Regions from separate parts of the Homo sapiens genome. Here region 2 is linked to region 1. Evidence: read pairs that join two places in POLR2A ChIA-PET (ENCODE). Cell type or tissue: PC-9. All regions are shown on one strand.

Region 1 (2,500 bases):
GGTGGCTCACGCCTGTAATCCTAGCATTTTGGGAAGCTGAGGCGGGTGGATCACCTGAGGTCAGGAGTTTGAGACCAGCCTGGCCAACATGGAGAAACCCTGTCTCTACTAAAAATATAAAAATTAGCCTGGTGTGGTGGTGGGTGCCTGTAATCCCTGCTACTTGGGAGGCTGAGGCAGGAGAATCACTTGAACCTGGGAGGCAGAGGTTGCAGTGAGCCGAGATCGCGCCATTGCACTTCAGCCTGGGTGACAAGAGCGAAACTCTGTCTCAAAAAAAAAAAAAAAGGGCAGAAGTGGACTTGGCCACACACTTAATCTTAGATTCAAGGATGAAGAGAGCACCAAAGACCTGTACACAAATTAGCTGACTCAGAGGCCAAGGTCCTTCTCATTTTGTATCTAATAGCTCCCCTCCCCTCTCCAACACGGATGTAGGACAGAGAGCAAAATGAGAGGAAGTTGGAAATAGGTGAATAACAGCTGAAAGCCAAGGCCACAGTGTGCTCACCAGATAACATAAAAATTTTCAAGCTATAGTTACAGATTAAGTCTCTCTTAACTTTATTTTTCCTCTCATCTCTCCATTAAAGAATGATGCATCCTAGGCTAGGCACGGTGGCTCATGCCTGTAATCCCAGCACTTTGGGAGGACGAGGCGGGTGGATCACCTGAGGTCAAGAGTTCAAAAACAGCCTGACCAACATGGTGAAACCCCGTCTCTACTAAAAATACAAAAAATTAGCCGGGCGTGGTGTTGGGCGCCTGTAATCCCAGCTACTCGGGAGGCTGAGGCAGGGGAATCGCTTGAACCTGGGAGGCAGAGGTTGCAGTGAGCCAAGATTGTGCCATTGCACTCCAGCCTGGGCGACAAGAGCAAAACTCCGTCTCAAAGAAAAAAAAAAAGAATGATGCATCCTTGATGCAGAGTAGGAGATAATGAAAAATAAATAAATAAAACAAAACAAAACAAAAAAGAATGATGGATCCACCTTGCCTTAATCTTTATTTAAAGAAAGAGAAAGTTTACCAAATTCAGATGTCATTGAAGAACTTTGGAATTTGGTACCCAGTGATCCACCCTACAAAATTCATGTCATTTGCATCATAGGCTTTCTCATCACTAAAGATGCAAATCCCCACGATAATGTCCCTCTCAGTCGGCCCCCTGTTTGTACAGACAGCTCAGATTCCCATAACTGCCTGAGATGCGGGAATGAGTCATCCTCTGCCCAAGCAGGTGGCAGTGGGCACACCTGAAGCAACAAAGTCCAGGAACAATCAGCACAACTTATGACTCCAGAGGAGGAAGTCCAGAGACAGAGCACCATGACTTCTGAGAAAGGTAAAATGGATCCGGGGGCTTGGCAAGTATTCTTGAACAATGCAAGAATGGTGTGTGTGTGTGTGTGTGTGTGTGTGTGTGTGTGTGTGTGTGTGTGTGTGTGTCCTGCTGATTCTTGCATCTGTGGGTGTTTTCAAACTTCCCTATTATTGATTAATATATTAGTCTTAAATAAGATGGTTTATTATTAGTAAATATTTACATCTCCAAGTGACTTTAACCAAATCAGTGTTTGTTTCACCATGATAAAAAATTAAGTAGCCAGGCGCTGTGGCTCACACCTGTAATCCCAGCACTTTGGGAGTCCAAGGAGGGTGGATCACTTGAGGCCCAGGGTTTGAGACCAGCCTGGCCAACATGGTGAAACCCTATCTGTACTAAAAATACAAAAATTAGCCAGGCATGGTGGCGCATGCCTGTAGTCCCAGCTACTCGGGAGGCTGAGGCAGGAGGATCACTTGAACACAGGAGGCGGAGGTTGCAGTGACCTGAGATCACGCCACTGCACTCCAGCCTGGGCAACAGAGCAAGACTCTGTCTCACAAAAATAAAAAAAAAGTTAAGTAAAAGTACAACTGTTTAAATAACAGTTTAAGGTAACAACAGACGTGATAGCATGAGAACAATGTGCTAATTGACAAATGAATTGACTATAACTAATTGATAAATTTGTGCACAGTCAGTGTTAGAAAAATGCATGGGAGAGGAAGAACACTTCAGGCTGAAGGAAGTAATTTCAGCTGAGCTAGGATTTGAGCTGGATTCTAAGAGAAGTGTAGACCTAAAAAAATTTTTATCTTATTTTGTTTTTAGAGACTAGCGGGTGGGTTCACTACTTCGCCCAGGCTGGTCTGGAACTCCTGGGCTCAAGCAATTCTCCACCCTTGGTCTCTCAAAGTACTAGGAATACAGGCATGAGCCACCATGCCTAACCAAATTTTTTTTTTTTTTTTTTTAAGACTCGCCCTGTTGCCTAGGCTGGAGTACAGTGGTGTGATCACTGCTCACTGCTGTCTTGACCTCCTGGGCTCAAGAGATCCTCCCGCCTCACCTTCCTGGGTAGCTGGGACAACAGGCATGGGCCACCAGCCCTGCTAATTTTTTTGTAGAGATGAGGTCTTGCTTTATTGCTCAGGCTGGTCTTGAACTCCTGGG
Region 2 (2,500 bases), 370 kb before region 1:
TTAATATTTTTAGAGCACTTAGTAAGTGCTAAATAAATGTAGCTGTTGTTTTTAAATGGGGAAAAAAGAGAATACTAGAAATTAAAAATTAGCAAACTGACAGACTATAGAGGTAGAAGTGGAAGCAGCAAGCCTGCAGTGGTTTGCATTACAAAGCCTGCACTGCATCTGCAATGGTTTTCAGGATGTCAGAATCTCAAACTTTTCCTTTAGAGATAATATCACCCAGTACTGGCTAATGCTAGGATCAGGAAGACTCTAAGGATGAAGGAATGAGGAACTATCATCTCTTATCTTCCCGGGGGAACTAGGTGTAGTCATAAGACATGGTCTGGGAAAGCACACTCTCTAAACCACAGTTAATCCCACTCAGTAGCCACCTACTTCTAACTGATTCCAGAGAAGCAAGCAGGGTTAGGGAACTCAGTCCAAGCAGGGCCAGTTAAACTGCGTGGCGGTGGTGTACTTGGAGATGTTGTGATATAGTTCACCCTGAGCCATTCAGGCAGGTGCACGCCAGCATCTGGTGAAGTACTTTATAAGAAACAGGCTGCTGTTAACCAGCGAGGCCTCTTTTGTAAAAGGTAGGGGAAGGAGTTCTGGAGTTAGGAGTCAAGGATCCTCATCCTTCTGAGACCAGAGGTATCAGCAATGAAGCTCTCTTATTAGTCCTAGAAGAAATGATCCCAGCCTGAGACTGGGTTGCCCTGCTGCTTAAAGGACTGTCCTGTAGACCGTCACGAGGGCTCCCATTGACTGGGGGGAGGCCAAGCCTTTCCCCTCAGGTGGCCATCCTTACCACCACCTATCCATGTCCTTGTACAGAGGCACCTGCTTCTAGAGGCCCACCAGAAACATACAATTCTAGGTAACTGGAGTATAGTCTGAAAAGCACATAAGTACCTGTCTCCACACACATACCCACTTGAAACAGAGAGCCACATTCACATGAATTAAGAAGTATATGCATGTTGTCCTATAGCACAGCCACACAAACCTGTGCCCTATCTCATATACCACCAGTAGCTTCCAGGACAAATGACTGTACTCAGGAATTTAGGTAGACCTCACCCATGCCCCAGAGAGAGGAGGAAATATGAAAGGCCAAGTCAGATGAAGCCTCCTTCACAACTTGTCCTTGCTGTGAGACAGAAGATAAGGTATCTGCTAATGGTGAGGCAGGAAAGCAGACAACCAGCTAGTGACCTCTCCTAAAAACAGCCTAGGCTTCAGGGGAGGATTTCCTGGTACCCTTTTCCTGCCTTTTCTGAAGATTCTGGACTTTGATAATTCCCTAGCTTATGAAGGAAAACTTTAACACAAGGTTCGAGGGACTCAGAACTGAACAAGAAACAGGAAGGGAGAGGATGAGACTATTAGGTACTTTTCTGGAAGGAAACTTTATATACTCCTCAGAAGTGAAATCTCTCCAGTGGTCAACTTGTTTAACTGGAAGTCTGGACAGAAGCGGAGCAGCAGCCCTCCTCCCTTCGTATCCAGGATCTAATTTTTCCTGAAGAATTGTGAGCAAAAAACAGGAGTCGAGAAGGGGACTGGGGCAGTGGTTCAGGGCCAGCATCAAGGAAGCACTTTAACCCGGGAGTTGGCATTCCCCTGCACACTTTCTTCTCGCCTCAGAACATGTGGGATTCCCATTTTCCCTTTGGATTTTATGGGCAGAGGCATACATCCAGCTAGGAATGGAAATGTCAGGAGAGGAGGCCTCTTGGTATCTGAGATAGGATGAGCAGGAACAGATTGCTTTTCTTGTCAAGGGAGCTATAATTGCAGTAAGCTGGAGGGAACACCTCTGGTGAACACTAAGCTGACCTCGGCATGCCCTGGGCAAGGCCAGGACCCCAGATGCCACCGTGATTTTCATGACAGCCCACTCTCCAGGGGAAAAGGCCCAAGGGTGAAGGGTGGTATGGGAATCTTACCACTGGTTGGGTTGTGTAAATCACTGCTACACAGTATGCATGTTCTCAAAATGCAGCTGTTTTCCGATAACCCTTTTCCTCAGCATGAAAACATCCACTTCCCTAAGGGACCTAAAATGAATCCCATCCCTTTAGTCCCCAAACACTAAGAAACCCATTTCTCAGAGCTTCTGCAGCAAGATGTGGGTTCAAATCCAGGAGCTCCCTTGGATCACATTTCCCATTGGATTTTCTGAGTCATCACTCTGTCTTCCCCGGCAGTGAAACCCACGATCCACCAGCTCAACCCCCTACACCCACTAGTGCCAGACAATGACAGAGAGAAGATGAAAGAAAGCACTAACCTGTCTCCAAGGTTCCTCCGGCAAAGGGAGGGAACCACCTGGTACTGGAGTTTGGGGTTGGAGGGATTCCCCTCTTCAGAGGCAGGTGACGGCTCTCATCCTCAGTGGCTCTTCCTGGACGAGGCTGAGCCTCCCAAGTTGGTGAGGGGAACTGGGTCCCCTGAGGATGAGGAGTCAAGGTTGGAGGAGGGGGAGGGGGAGGAGAAGGAGGTCCTA

The links. Peaks named below come from ENCODE experiments on the same cell type or tissue, not always from the same donor. Only the 100,000 strongest peaks of a DNase experiment are listed, where the experiment ranks them.
Region 2: POLR2A ChIA-PET joins it to region 1 with 5 read pairs; 2 of 35 experiments call an interaction of 5 or more read pairs at or near these places.

Annotation. Positions count from the first base shown.
Region 1 is chr12:7,664,702-7,667,201 of GRCh38, reverse strand. It overlaps APOBEC1 (apolipoprotein B mRNA editing enzyme catalytic subunit 1), which reads left to right and starts at 1,294. Exons shown (of 5, transcript NM_001644.5): 1 at 1,294-1,345. The coding sequence starts at 1,330. RefSeq lists an enhancer at 295-589. In PC-9, no CTCF peak of the experiment used is centred here; a DNase peak (open chromatin) is centred at 1,241.
Region 2 is chr12:8,033,618-8,036,117 of GRCh38, reverse strand. It overlaps FOXJ2 (forkhead box J2), which reads right to left. Exons shown (of 11, transcript NM_018416.3): 1 at 2,285-2,500. Among named protein-coding and RNA genes, the nearest start is that of FOXJ2, 2.2 kb to the right of the region's middle. In PC-9, no CTCF peak of the experiment used is centred here; DNase peaks (open chromatin) are centred at 277 and 1,077; H3K4me3 peaks cover 2,000 bases; H3K27ac peaks cover 2,189 bases.